2 separate regions of the Homo sapiens genome follow, and region 1 is linked to region 2. Evidence: chromatin loops called from intact Hi-C (ENCODE). Cell type or tissue: mammary epithelial cell. All regions are shown on one strand. Each heading gives the region's core, and the rest is flanking DNA. Links, peaks and the distances in the headings are about the cores only.

The links. A loop is a pair of places that touch in the nucleus more often than their neighbours do. Peaks named below come from ENCODE experiments on the same cell type or tissue, not always from the same donor. Only the 100,000 strongest peaks of a DNase experiment are listed, where the experiment ranks them.
Region 1: a loop joins it to region 2, with 13 times the contacts of the local background. A loop is called at or near these places in 10 of 110 quality-filtered maps.

The regions. Positions count from the first base shown.
Region 1 is chr5:16,325,945-16,336,881 of GRCh38, forward strand. No RefSeq gene overlaps it. Among named protein-coding and RNA genes, the nearest start is that of LINC02150, 110 kb to the right of the region's middle. RefSeq lists an enhancer at 9,670-10,217. In mammary epithelial cell, for the core only: a CTCF peak has its summit at 5,307 (motif pointing right); no DNase peak of the experiment used is centred there.
Region 2 is chr5:16,453,801-16,458,800 of GRCh38, forward strand. ZNF622 (zinc finger protein 622) reads right to left here. Exons shown (of 6, transcript NM_033414.3): 4 at 4,717-4,829. Among named protein-coding and RNA genes, the nearest start is that of ZNF622, 9.5 kb to the right of the region's middle. In mammary epithelial cell, for the core only: CTCF peaks have their summits at 6 (motif pointing left), 2,616 (motif pointing left) and 3,885; a DNase peak (open chromatin) is centred at 2,401; H3K27ac peaks cover 1,746 bases.

The sequences.
Region 1 (10,937 bases), core at 3,295-8,294, 120 kb before region 2:
GACTTCTTTTTCACAAAGGATACAAGCCTCACTGTTATATAACTTATGTAGTTGGGGGTGGGTGGGAACTAAGCCATTTCCTTAGAGTGTATTCTTGTATTAGTCTTTTTAGAAATAGACAAGCTAAAGCAGGAAACAGGATGTGCCCTTTTATTACTTTTTTTCCCTTGAAGCTAAACCTTCTTTCAGTGATCCACGTCAATATCCCTCCAACAGCGCAGCTTTAGTTTTTACTTTGAAAAATGGGCTTGGGCCATTTTGTCAACACACATTCTTCCCTGCTAGACATTTAATTTGCTCTGGCCTTTATAGAAAGCGGCATCATCCTGGGCTCCCCCCTGCAGCCTTAATGGAGCAATGCCCCTGTAGCATGCCATCAGGTTCACCAATGGAAGCAGCAGGCGTTGCCAAAAACAAAGAGGATCCCTGGCTTTCCAACAATGAAAACTCCCTGTGTTGAGTTCTCCACCATGTGCCTCTCTCCAGGTTCTAGCCAACACTGAGAAATTTCATTTCTTCATTAGCTGGGAGCAGCTGTTGGGAAAGAGACGCTGGCCAGATTCATAACCGGGCGCCTATTCTGGCAATAAGCTTTTTAAAAACTGCTTTAAACAGCACTCTGGATCTCAGACTATATCAAGTGAGAATCTGTGTTAAAATTGGAGTGGCTTCTGTGGAAAGATCAAGTGTTCTATTCTTTATCTGGAAACTGTTGCTAAATGGCTTACAAACCCAGGCTGCAGAATGGGTTGTTTACTTTAACAGATTTTTATCGTGTTTTGTTTCATCCACTGTTTTCTCTTCCCATTCTCACTGATGTTCCAATCATTCTCTGAGAGAGATCTTGGTCAGGCTATAGCAGATCTGAGCCAGGCCTCAGCACGGGTGGAGAGTAAGTTTCATGTACAAAAGGGCTTAGCAAGTATCTGTTGCTACAGAATTAATTTAGTTCGAGAAGTTGCTTCATATTGATTGTCGCCCATTGCCTTAAAACTCAATGAAATCTCTACCAAACTTGATATACCCTACTACATAGCAAAATAGAATCCAACATAAGGTTTCCTTCATTTCCTGTTCATTTAGATCAAGGCTTCTTAAACTCTTGTATACTATGAAACCCTCTGGCATTTTGGTGAAGTCTGTGCACCCAGATTAATACTTTGGGGGTTTTGTAAATATAAAACACAATAAACGGTATTGTAGAGGAAACCAATAATATGGAAATATCAGTAGTGAAATATTTTTAAATAAATGTGTAACACTCTGGGTTTCCGGTGTGGCATGTAAGGCGCTTAGAAGCCACCACTCCATCTTAGCAACAAGTAAAAAGCTGAACTTTTTACTTTTTACAGATTGAGTATCAACAACTCTCCTTCGATTTGTTGAAGAAGCAAGGTCACAGGGAAAACCGCTTCCCCCAAAATTGGAGAGACAGACAGCCTAACACAGAGAATCACAACTGAGATTCCAGAGTAGGAACCGATGACCAAAAACTTTTGCAAGAACCAGGACAAAAGCAGGAAAACTATAATTGTAATTGATGAACTGCTAGAGGCTCCGTGTGGACAAGTCAGAGAGTTACAAACTCCAGTGGAACCCAGTCATAGTTGGCCCCCCACACTTCTGTGGGTCTTACCTCCAGGAGTTCTACCAGGTCCTCACAGTGAATATCAGAGAAAAATCTTCTCATGCTTCCAGCTGGGGAGGATAAAAATTGCCATTCTGAAATACACTATAATATTTTGTTCTTAACAAGGCCTGCCCTTAGAAGAATCTGTCTCACCAGAGCCTAACCTGCTGGGGTTTTATTAGAGCCTAGCTGACCAGGGGGAAGAAAAATACCAAACTCCAGCCCCCTCTATCCATTCTGTCCCATCTAAGGAAGAATAAAACTGAGAAGCACTGGTGAATTCACAGTCCCAGACACAGGTTCACCAAAAGACTGAGACCTACTCATAAAACTGTAGAATGCTTCCCCTCTCCAATACCTTGCCACCATACAACTAAAGGCCTACTTGGCAGAATTCCTTTCTACCAGTAACTCATGTCCAGATTATAACAAAAAATGACAAAGCACACTAAAAGGCAAAAAAAAAATCACTGTTTGAAGACGCTGAACAAGCTTCGGAACCAGAATCAGATATGGCAGGGATGTTTGAATTATCAAAATGGTAATTTAAAACAACTATGATGGGTATGCTAAGAGATCCAGTGGAAAAAGTAGACAACATGCAAGAACAGATGGATAATAAGAAGAAAGATGGAAACTCTAAGAAAGAATCAGAAAGAAATGCTGGACGTCAAAAACACTATAAGAGAAATGCAGAATGCCTTTAACGGGCTTTTAGTAGACTGGGCATGGCTAGGAAAAGAATCTCTGAACTTCAGGCTAAGAAAATATAAAGGTCCAAAACTGAAAAACAGAGAAAAAAGAACAAAGTATCCAAGAACTGTGGAATAATGACAAAAGTTATACATGTTAAGAAGACCAGAAGAAGAAAGACAGAAACAGAAACAATATTTGAACCAATAATAACTGAGAAAATTAATGTCAGATACCAAACCACAGATCCAGAAAGCTCAGAGGACACCAAGGAGGATGTATACCAAACAAACAAAAAACAGAAAACTTTACATCTAGGCATATGCTGTTCAAACTCTAGAAAACCAAAGATAAAGAGAAAAAAAAAAAAACTCCTAAAAGAAGCCAGAAGGAGGAAAAAAACCATTACCTGTAGAGAAACAAAGACAAAATTACATCCAATTTCTCCTCAAAAGCCAGGCAAGTGAGAGACCATGGAGTGAAATGTTTAAAGTATTGAGAGAAAAAAAAAAAAAAAAAAACCTAAAATTCTGTACTCTGAAAAATTATCCTTCAAAAGTGAAGGAGAAATAAAGTATTTCTCAAACAAACAAAAATTAAGGGAATTTATTGCCAGTAAACTTGCCTTGTAAGACTTGTTAAAAGTTTTTCAGAGGAAGGAAAATTATATTGGTCAGAAATTCAGACCCACATAAGAAAAGAATATCAGCATTGGAGAATAAATAAGTGAAGATAAAATACAAAATTTTATTTCTTTTTTTCTTCTTTCTTGTTTTTTTTTTTTTTTGAGATGGTGTCTTGCTCTGTTGCCCAGGTTGCAGCGCAGTGTCACAATCTTGGCTCACTGCAACCTCCACCTCCCCGGATCAAGCAATTCTCCTGCCTCAGCCTCCCAAGCAGCTGGAACTACAGCTGCATGCCACCATGCCCAGCTAATTTTTTGTATTTTTAGTAGAGATGGGGTTTCACCGTGTTAGCCTGGATGGTCTCAATCTCCTGACCTCGTGATCCGCCGGCCTCGGCCTCCCAAAGCTCTGGGATTACAGGCGTGAGCCACTGCGCCCGGCTTTCTCTCTCTTTTTTTTTTTGTTTTTTTGTTTTCTTGGTTTATTTTTGTTTTTTTTGAGACTGTCTTGCTCTGTCACCCAGGCTGGAGTGCAGTAGCATGATCTTGGCTCACTGCAACCTCCGTCTCCTGGGTTCAAGTGATTCTCCAGCCTCAGCCTCCCAAGTAGCTGGGATCACAGGCATCCGCCACCATGCCTGGCTAATTTTTATATTTTTAGTAGAGACAGGATTTCTCCATGTTGCCCAGGCTGGTCTTGAACTCCTGAGCTCAAAATGATCCCCCTGCCTCGGCCTCCCGAAGTACTGGGATTACAGGCATGAGACACTGCACCTGGCCCAAAATTCTATTTTTCTTATTCTTAGTTGATCTAACAGATGACAATTTGTTCAAAATAATAATACCAACAATGCATTCAACTATGTATGCTTATGTACAAGTGAAATGAATGACAACGATGATACAAGGAACTGGAGAGAAGAATTGAAGAAATTTTATTATTATAAGGTATTTGCACTACCCATGAAGTGGTATAGTGCTATTTGACGATTGACTTGGATTAGCTGTTAAGTGTATACAGCAAACTATAGAGCAACTATTTGAAATGTTTTTTAAATATATTTGACATGCTAAGAAAGGAGAGAAAATGGAATCACACAGTGCTCAATTAAAACCATAAAAGGCAGAATAAGTGTGAAAGACAAAAATAGGAACAAAGAACAAGGGCAACAAATGCGAAAGCAAAAAATATGGTAGATATTAATCCAACTATATCACTAATTACTTTAAATGCCAGTGGTCTAAATGCACCAAATAGAAGACAGATATTCTTAGAATAGAAAACAAAAATAAACAAACAAAAAAAAAACAAGACCAACTATATGTTGTCAATAAGAAATCTACTTCAAATATAAAGACACTTACGAATTAAAAGTAAGGTAATGACTGGCCAGGCGCGGTGTCTCATGCTTGTGATCCCAGCATTTTGGGACACTGAGGCTGGTGGATTGCTTGGGTTCAATCATTTGAGACCAGCCTAGGAAGCATGGAGAAACCCCGTCTCTACAAAACATACAAAAATAGCTGGGCATGGTGGCATGTTCCTGTGGTTCCAGCTACTCCAGAGGCTAAGGTAGGAGAATACGTTCCCTGAGAGGTCGAGCCTGCAGTGAACTGTGATTGTGCCACTGCACTTCAGCCTGGGCAACAGAGCAAGACCTTGTCTCAAAAAAAAAAAAAAAGTAAAGTAATAGAGAAAAATGTGCCAAACACTAATCAAAACAAAGTAGGTGTAGCTATATTAATTTCAGACAAAGCAGACTTCAGAGCAATTAATTTTATCAGGGATAAGGAAGGCCATTATCCAAGTGTGGTGGCTCACACCTGTAATCCCAGCACTTTGGGAGGCCAAGATGGGCAGATCACTTGAGGTCAGGCTGGTGAAACCCTGGCCAACATGGTGAAACAGGCATGAGACACTGCACCTGGCCCAAAATTTTATTTTTCTTGTTCTTAGTTGATCTAACAGATGACAATTTGTTCAAAATAATAATAGCAACAATGCCTTGCCAACATGGTGAAACCCTGTCTCTATAAAAATACAAAAATTAGCCAGGGGTGGTTGCGCATGCCTGAAATCCTAACTATGGGGGAGGCTGAGGCAGAAGAATCACTTGAACCTGGGAGGCAGAGGTTGCAGTGTGCCGAGATCATGCCACTGCACTCCAGCCTGGGTGACAGTAAGACTCCATCTCAAAAAAAAAAAAAAAGGCCATTACATAAAAATAAAGGCGTCAATATTCCAAAAAGAAATGGCAATTCTTAAAGTGTATGCACTTAACAATCCAGCATCCAAATTCATAAGGTAAAATGAGAAATAAATAAATCTAATATACTTGGACACTTCACAATACCCCTATCAAAAATGGACAGCAGGAGGCAGAAAATCACTAAGAATATAATTGAATTTAAAGGCATCATCAAACAATTGGATATAATTGACATCTGTAGATTACTCCATTCAATAACAGCAGATTACACAGTCTCCTCAAGCTCATATGGAACATTCAACAAGATAGGCCATATCCTGGGCCATAAAACACACCATCACAAATTTAAAAGAATAGGACTCATACATCTGCTCTCAGAAAACAATGGAATTAAACTAGATATCAACAACAGAATGATAGCTGGAAAATCCCCAAATGCTTGTAGATTAAATGATGCACTTCTAAATTACACATTTGTCAAAGGAGAAACCTCAACAGAAATGTTAAAATATTTTCAACTAAAATAAAATACAACTTACCAAAATTTGTGGATGCAGTGAAAGCAGTGCTTAGAGAGAAATATATGCATGGAACACATATGTTAAAGAAAGGTCTAAAATCACTAATAAAACTTTCTACCTTAGGAAACTAGAAAAAGAAGAGCAAATTAAATCCAAAGTAAGCAGAAGAAATAATAAAAATTAGAGCAGAACTTAATGTAATTGGAAACACAAAATCAGTAGACAAAATCAACAAAACAAAAAAGGTTGATTCTTTGGGGAAAAAAATGGATAAAATCAATAAGCCTCTAGCCAAGCTTACAAAGAAAAAAAGAAAGAGAAGACACAAATTGCTAATATCAGTAACGGAACAGGTGACATCACTACCAATTCCATGGACATTAAAAGGTTAACAAAGAAATATTATGAACAAACCTATGCCCACAAATTTGACAACCTTAATGAAATGAACCAATTCCTTGAAAGACACAATTTACCAAAACTCGTACAAAAGTAGACAAAATGAATAGGCCTATACCTATTAAGTTGAATCAATAATTTATAACTTTCCAAAACAGAAAGCTCCAGGCCCAGATGGGTTCGGTGGTGAATTCTACCAAAGATTTAAAAATATATTTACCAATTCTCTAAAATCTCTTTTAGAATATAGAAGCAGAGGAAATACTTTCTAATTCATTCTATATGACCAACATTAGTGTAATACCAAAACCAGACAAAGACATTACAAGAAAAGAAAAGTGCGTGCCAGTATTTCTCACAAGCATAGGTGCAAAAAGCCTTAACAAAATACTGAAGCATATTCTACAATGTATAAAAATAATTATTACCACGTGGGATTTATCCCAGGTATGCATGGCAGGTTTAACATTAGAATATCCAGTTAATGTAATATACCACATCAATAGGCTAAAGAAGAAAAATCACATTATGTCAATCAGAAAAAACATTTAACAAAATACAACACCCATTTATGATTTTTAAAAAAACTCTCAGAAAACTAGGAACACAGGAGAACTTCCTCAACTTGGTAAAGAACAACTACAAAAAATCTTAAGCTGACATCATACTGAGTGGTGAGAATCTTGAGGCTTTCCCGCTAAGATCAAGAATAAGGCAAGGATACTCCCTCTCACCACTGTTTTCAACATCATATTGGAAGTCCTAACTGATACAAAAAGACAAAACAAAGAAATAAAAGGCATACAGATTAAAAAGAAGAAATAACACTGTCTTTATTTGCAGGTAACATGATCATCTATGTAGAAAGTCCAAAAGAATTGACAAAAACACTCCTGGAACTAATAAGCAATTACTGTGAGGTTGCAGAATGTAAGACTAATATTAAAAAGTTAATTGCTTTCCTGTATACAATCATCCCTTGGTATCCATAGGAGACTGGTTCCAGGACCCCATGAAGATACCAAAATGTGCCAATGTTCCAGTTCCTTATATAAAATGACATAATATTTGCATTTAACCTATGCACATCTTTCCATATACTTTGTTATCTCTAGATTACCTATAACTTAATACAATACAAGTGCCAGGAAAATAGTTGTTGTACTGCATTGTTTTTTATTTGTACTATTTTCATTGGTATATTGTTATTATTATTATTGGGTTTTTGTTTTTCAGATTTTTTTATCCACTGTTGGTTGAGTCTGCAGATGTGAAAACCCACAAATATAGAGGGTTGACTGTACTAACAATGGACAAGTGGAAATTGAAATTTAAAACACATTACCATTTATGTTAGCATCCCCAAAAAAATAAATCCTTAGGAATAAATCTAACAAAATATGTACAAGATCTATAAGAGGAAAACTACAAAACTCTGACAACACAATATTGAAAGAGAAAGACAAACTTGAAGGATTGACACTTTCCCACTTCAAGACTTACTATATAGCTACACTAATCAATACAGTGTGGCCAAAAATAGGCAAACAGATCAATAGAACAGAACAGAGAGCCCAAAAACAGACACACACAAATATAGTCAACTGGTCTTTGACTATATAGGAGCAAAGACAATACGATGAAGCGAAGGCAATACAATGGAGCAAAGAAAGTCTTTTCAACAAATGTTTCTGGAACAACTGGGAATCGATGTGCAAAAAAAAAAAAAGAATCTAGACACAAACTTTACACCCATCACAAAAATTAACCCAAAATGGATCATAGACCTAAGTGTAAAACACAAAGCTATAAAACTCCTAGAAGATAATATAAGACCTTGGGTAAGGCAATGACTTTTTAGCTAGAACACCAAAGCCACGATCCATGAAAAAAAGAGTTGATAAGCTGGACTACATTAGAACTTAAAATTTCTGTTCTGTGAAAGACAATGGGAAGTGAATAAGAAGAAAAGCTGCAGACTTGGAGAAAATATTTGCAAAAGATATATGTAATAAAGGACTGTTATCTAACATAGTCATAGAACTCTTAAAACTCAACAATAAGAAACAACTGGATTGAAAAAGACCTGAAGGGCAAAAGACCTGAAGGAACACCTCACTAAAGAAGATATACAGATGACAAGTAAGTATATGAAAAGGTGTTCAATATCATGTGTCATTAGGGAATTGCAAATTAAAGCAATAATGAGATACCATTACACATCTATTAGAATGGCCAAAATCGAAAACACTGACACCACCAAATGCTAGTGAAGGTGTGGAGAAACAGGAACTCTCATTCATTGATAGTGGGAATGCAAAATGCCACTTCAAAAGACAGTTTGGTAGTGTCTCACAAAACTAAACATAGTCTTACTATATGATGCAGCAAGCATGTCCCTTGGTATTTGCCTAATGAATTGAAAACTTATGTTCACACAAAAACTTGCACACAAATGTTTATAGCATCTTTATTCATAATTGACAACATTTGGAAGCAACCGTGACTCCTTCAATAGGTGAATAGATAGATAAACTGTGGCACATCCAAACAATGAAATATTATTCAGCATTAAACAGAAATGAGCTATCAAAACATAAAAAGACATGGAAGAAACTTAAATGGATATTACTAAGTGAAAGAAGCAAATCTGAAAAGGCTACATACTGTATGATTCCAACTATATGATGTTCTGGAAAGACATATCTGTGAAGACTATAAAAAGACCAGTGGTTGCCAGGGTTTAGTGGGAAGAGAGGGAAGAGTACAGGCAGAGCACAAAGATTTTAGGGCAGTGAAACTTCTGTATGATACTTCAGTGATGGATACACACCATTATACATTTGTCCAAACCTGTAGAATGTACATCAAGGGTGAAGACTCATGTAAACTATGGACTTTGTGTGATAATGGTGTATCAATGTAAGTACATCAATTTTAACAAATGTACCACCCAGGTGCAGGATGTCCATAGCAGAGGAGGTTGTACATGTGTGGGGGTATGGGGCATATGGGAACTCCTTAAACTTTCCACCCAATTTTTCTGTAAACTTAAAACTGGTCTGAAACAATAAAAATAAATAGTTTTTTAAATTAAAAAAATACTAGTTTTAAAAATAAATTCATGATAGAGCAATGTATATGCTTCTTTATTAACATGATAATCACAAGTCTAATAACAAAAATTTCAGTGTACTAATGACTATCAACAGTATTTTAAGATATTTGTAACAAATGTAATATTGTATAAACTTGTCTGTGATTTCTATTGGTGATAAAGTCACAAGTAAAGCTAATACTACTGTGATTGTTGCTTATATTTATAATAAAAGGAAATGCTACATTTTGGCTAGAGGTTAATAAAAATAAAGATATAGGCTATTACCTCGGGGAGGAGCCAAGATGGCCGAATAGGAACAGCTCCGGTCTACAGCTCCCAGCGTGAGCGACGCAGAAGACGGTGATTTCTGCATTTCCATCTGAGGTACCGGGTTCATCTCACTAGGGAGTGCGAGACAGTGGGCACAGGTCAGTGGGTGCGCGCACCGTGTACGAGCCGAAGCAGGGCGAGGCATTGCCTCACTTGGGAAGTGCAAGGGGTCAGGGAGTTCCCTTTCCGAGTCAAAGAAAGGGGTGAGGGACGGCACCTGGAAAATCGGGTCACTCCCACCCGAATACTGCGCTTTTCCGACGGGCTTAAAAAACGGCACATCATGAGATTATATCCCACACCTGGCTCGGAGGGTCCTATGCCCACGGAGTCTCGCTGATTGCTAGCACAGCAGTCTGAGATCAAACTGCAAGGCGGCAGCGAGGCTGGGGGAGGGGCGCCCGCCATTGCCCAGGCTTGATTAGGTAAACAAAGCAGCCGGGAAGCTCGAACTAGGTGGAGCCCACCACAGCTCAAGGAGGCCTGCCTGCTTCTGTAGGCTCCACCTCTGGGGGCAGGGCACAGACAAACAAAAAGACAGCAGTAACCTCTGCAGACTTAAATGTCCCTGTCTGACAGCTTTGAAGAGAGCAGTGGTTCTCCCAGCACGCAGCTGGAGATCTGAGAACGGGCAGACTGCCTCCTCAAGTGGGTCCCTGACCCCTGACTCCCGAGCAGCCTAACTGGGAGGCACCCCCCAGCAGGGGCACACTGACACCTCACACGGCAGGGTATTCCAACAGACCTGCAGCTAAGGGTCCTGTCTGTTAGAAGGAAAACTAACAAACAGAAAGGACCTCCACACCAAAAACCCATCTGTACATCACCATCATCAAAGACCAAAAGTAGATAAAACCACAAAGATGGGGAAAAAACAGAACAGAAAAACTGGAAACTCTAAACAGCAGAGCGCCTCTCCTCCTCCAAAGGAACGCAGTTCCTCACCAGCAACAGAACAAAGCTGGATGGAGAATGACTTTGATGAGCTGAGAGAAGAAGGCTTCAGACGATCAAATTACTCTGAGCTACAGGAGGACATTCAAACCAAAGGCAAAGAAGTTGAAAACGTTGAAAAAAATTTAGAGGAATGTATAACTAGAATAACCAATACAGAGAAGTGCTTAAAGGAGCTGATGGAGCTGAAAACCAAGGCTCGAGAACTACATGAAGAATGCAGAAGCCTCAGGAGCCGATGCGATCAACTGGAAGAAAGGGTATCAGCAATGGAAGATGAAATGAATGAAATGAAGCAAGAAGGGAAGTTTAGAGAAAAAAGAATAAAAGGAAACGAACGAAGCCTCCAAGAAATATGGGACTATATGAAAAGACTAAATCTACGTCTGATTGGTGTACCTGAAAGTGATGGGGAGAATGGAACCAAGTTGGAAAACACTCTGCAGGATATTATCCAGGAGAACTTCCCCAATCT
Region 2 (5,000 bases), core at 1-5,000:
GGCACCTAGTGGGTAGAGGCCAGAGATGCTATTAAACATCTTTACATGCACAGGACAGCCCCCCATAACAAAGAATTATTCAGTCCAAAATGTCAATAGTGCCAAGGCTGAGTAACCCTGACCTATTGCTTCCTAAATGATGGAAATCACCTGGTGAATATGAATTTTAAAAGGTGATTAAGTTGAATTCTGTCTATAGCTTTTGCTTATTTAGTAGGATCTGGTAAAACTATGTGAGTCAATCATGCTTTCAGAAATGAATTTCTAAATTTAATTTTCAAAGTATGCTGATGTTATTACAACACGATTGTATATCTCATTATCTCATAGGCCCACTAACTTGTAACAGAGTGAGAAAAAAGAAAATAGACTCTGAATATTTCAAATAAAAAAACTATGGGACAGGGCCGGGTGCGGTGGCTCACGCCTGTAATCCCAGCACTTTGGGAGTCCTAGGTGGACGGATCACGAGGTCAGGAGATCGAGACCATCCTGGCTAACACGGTGAAACCCCATCTCTACTAAAAGCACAAAAAAATTAGCCGGGCGTGGTGGTGGGCACCTGTAGTCCCAGCTACTCGGGAGGCTGAGGCAGGAGAATGGTGTGAACCCGGGAGGCGGAGCTTGCGGTGAGCCAAGATCATACCACTGCACTCCAGCCTGGGCAACACAGCAAGACTCCGTCTCCAAAAAAAAAAAAAAAAAAAAAACTATGGGACAAAGGTATTGGCCACCAATTGGAAATTCTGTAGCTGGAATAATAAAAACCTGAGGTAAGTAAAGATATCTACTGGAGGAACAATTCAAGGTTCTTATTTAAGGGTGAGGCACATCTGATATATTAATCTAGGGGTGGCAAACTACAGCCAGAGAACCAAATCTGGCCAACCGCCTGTTTTGGTTTGTTTTACTGCCACACAGCCACGCTCAACTGTGTAGGTATTATCTCTCGATGCTTTGGTGCTTGCTACAACAGCAGAGGTGGGAAGCTGCTGCAGAGACAGAATTGCACACAAAGCCTAAACGATCACCTCTGGCCCTTTCTAGGGAAAATGTCCCAACCCATGTGTCATAAGTTCAAGGGAGATGACCTGAAGGGGGCTGGGTTTAGAGATGACTAATTCCAGGCTCCCTCAGAGCAGTGGCTCTCCAAAGGTGGTCATCAGCATTGCAAAGCCAGTGTCATCAGCATTACCTAAAAGCTTACTAAATACACACTATCCTTTCACAAGAATATTAATTAGGACAAAAGTAATCAAATATCTTCCCAGACAGACATAACCATGCAGATATTTAACAACAGCATATACATAAGGCACGAAAAAGCCATTTCCACTGAAAATGAATAAAGGATAGTTGGCTAGGTAGAACCCTGTGTACGGTTTCCAGGAAAGATTTATATTTACCTAGGTAAAGCCATTTCTTTCAGAATCTTTTGTGTAAAAAGACCATGAACCAGATACTATAAATATTGTGGAAGTCTGTATTTGCTTTTAGGATCCAGACTTTCAATTTGCATAAGAAAATTATTTTGGTTATTTTAAGTCCCTATACCTGCCAAAATAACTGGAAAATAATTTGCTTGATACACAGATATGGAAAAGTAGTTACTTTCAGTTGCTTGTTTTATCATCATACTCAAGAGATGACAAAAAGAAGCTTTCGATTCAAAGACATGGTCTTTGGATACTAGTGTGGATAAAAACATTTTCCCTAAACCTGACTGTTTTGACAGCATAAGAGTTAACAAAGCTCTTAGACCACAGGAAATAGGTGAGATGTAGTTGATGGATAAAACACAAGCTTAAATGGAGGGTCTACAGGAAATTCCAGCATTGTTCACTGTGATGTTCTATTTGTAACGTTAGGTCTGGACGCTCCAGGTTTGCAAGGTGATAATGTTGGTCATTAGTACATAAGAATTCAATATACTTATATTCTTAAGCAACATGTGGAAACACATCCTACAGCACGTTGGCCTTTTAAAGCGTCTTTGAAATGGCTTCATTACTCAATGCCAAGGTTTCCAACAGCTGGTAAGAAGGAACTGAAAATAGCATTCAGAGCTCCCCCTACCCTGTGCCAATGACAGTGACCACCTGATATTAGCACCACGTATGATGGGCTAAGGACAGCTACACTTGAAGGCCCTCATCAAGGAAAAGTATTTTCTAGAACACAGGGTGACTGCCCAATAAATAAGGGATTGGTTATGTCTAAGTCATGGTGAAGCATGCGACCTGTCCATCTAGCTTTTGACACAGCAGTAGCCACTTATAGACCATCCACTCCTTTTTTTCTTTTTTTGTTTTTAGGAGACAGCATATTGTTCTATCACCCAGGCTGGAGTGCAGTGGCGTGATCATGACTCACTGCAGCCTTGTGACTCTTGACTTCCTGGGCTCAAGTGATCCTCCTGCCTTAGCTGAGACTATAGGCACACACCATCACACCAGGCTAATGTCCACTCCTTCTTAACAAACGGCCTTACAATTTCTGACATCCAATTGAATGGGCCTTTCATACCAACTTACTCCAAAAGAGCTGAAGAGCAACGAAGGAAACCCAAAAAAACCTTGCCAGACCACAATCTTCAAAATAAATGCTCACAGTGCCCTCTAGTGGATACTTTTTGTCATTAGCTTTGAGATAGCCTGCTTGATTTTACTGAAGTCCAATCTGAGTAACTAGATTTAGTGTCCCAGCAGCAGGGGAGAGACTCTTGTTACCCAGTAAATGGACAGAAGATGAGTTCAGGAAGCCTTCCCAGAGGGTTGAATCTAAATAAGTTGAATCTTACAAGAAAAGTAGGAATAAAAGAGGCACCACACATGTAAACACCCAGAGGAAGAGAACTGTATGTGGGTGGGGTAGAGGAATAGCACTACACACCTGAGGGACCAGAAGCGAGAGAAACTCAAAGTTACCCTAAAGGCAATGGCTCCCAGTGGAGGAACTACAGAGGGTAAAGAAAATCTACTGGTGTTTTAGAAAGAATGTTTTGGTGGTCATGTGGAAACCAGATTAGAGATGACCAGACAGGAGGGTATAATGGTGACACAGATAAATGAATACAAAAAAAAAAATACTCAAAAATACTCAAAAGACATTTAGGAGTTACTAAGCCATCTGGATGTGGGAGAGGAAGATCTCTCTAAGATCTTTCTAAGGCTAGCCAAAGCCAAAAATGGGCTTGGCTTTGGCGGTCAAAATGGGTATCTTTTTAGATACCTTAAAAAACTCAGTCACCCAGGACAAAGCTGAGGATTCTTTATTTTTTATAAGTTTCAAAAATTTAAAGTCTAGATGAAAACTTCTCTGAAACATCCTAGATTTCTTGAATAGATATGCTCACGTTATGCTAAGGTTTGTAATATATTGTGCTAAAGTAGATGCAAAATGAAGCAAACACTATAGTGATCCTACTACACGGCAGACACTGCTGTACTAGGATTGTCTTATTCAATTTACTTAAGGTCTATGGTTATCTGATTCTACCGTTTAAGAAGCAGAAGCTAAGGAGACAACAAGTCAAACATACAGTTCTGGAAAATAAGTTATTAAACATATTTCTGATGTTCTATATGGGTACTGTCACCAGAGAAAGACTAGAAAAGGTTCTCTGGGATTTAGGTTTTACCACTGTGTATTAGATAGGCCATAATAATATATTGCATTATAACCTTCTTATCACTGTAGAAAGAACTGTCATCTTCAAAATAGGTTCTGCCTGACCTTTCCTCCTATTGCCACACTCTAAAGCTGCTCTTGGCCTTACAGGGTTATCATTCTGAGCTAAAGATAGTCATCTGTACCTAAGCAGTGACATTCTATGTGGAAAGCCATAAGACAAGGCTGCTTCATTGCGGACCTCTCCACCAGCAGGGTGTGTTGTTCCTGCCTGCACCGTTACTGCAAATCTCCCAAGGCAGTATACAGATATTGGAAAAAGGCTTTGCTGATTAGGCATGTGATCCTGGTAAGTTACTCAGCCTCTCTAAGCTTCATATGTAAAATGAAGATGCTGGAATCTAACTCACGTTGGCCTATAAAGACAAATACATCTGCCTGAATGTGCTAACTGCTCAGTAAATACCAGACATTAAGATCTTATTATCATCTCTACCTTTCCATCCCCTTTCATTTCTCAAACATGTCTTCTGTAGCTTCTCCTATTCTTATCAGTTAATCACGATTCTTTCTTCCTACACAATAAACAACCATGTATGCTTCTCACATTCATGGTTATTCTTCATCTTTTCATACCTCATGGTGGCTAAATTTCCACCATGAGTCAGATACACCCACACCAAACTACCATTTGGAAGTCTGAGCAACAAAAGGAAACAGGAATCAGTTCAAAGAATAACAGTAAGGTTACAATTAACAGGAGAAACCTAGACAGGACCAAAAAAGATAAATAAATAAAGAACAGAATAGAAAAGGTCTACATCTAAAAAAAAAAAAAAAAGAAATGCCTGATCAAACATTCTGAATCATAACCCAGAAATGAACAGAAACACTGATCAAATTTAAACAAAACAGGCAACTTAGAGCTGAGCAGCAACCTTCAGGGTTTACACCGTACATGAGAACCCAAACATATACTTTAAGCTTATGGTCTATTTCCCTCAGTATGGAAAGTAATTGATGGAGATATGCTTCTCCCTCAATCCCACTGGCATTAAGCTATTTATTTTTGACAAATGCACTTACCAGAAGGCAGAATCAATTCCATGGTTTCATCATCATATTCCAAGTTCTTTTCTGAGGGCAACTCCTCAGCCTTATTGGGGTCCTCCCCTTCCTTGTGATCTGGATAGCTACTCCTATAACAGAGAAATTGCACTAATAAATAGACTAATATCTCAAATTGAACTAAAAGACATAAACTCATTTGCAAATGTGGCAAACTTCCTAAGCTACCTAAAAGGGAGAGGGGAGGAAGCAGCTGTAGGAACTACCAGCTAAAAGGTTTTGGGAGAAAACAACTCGTTAGC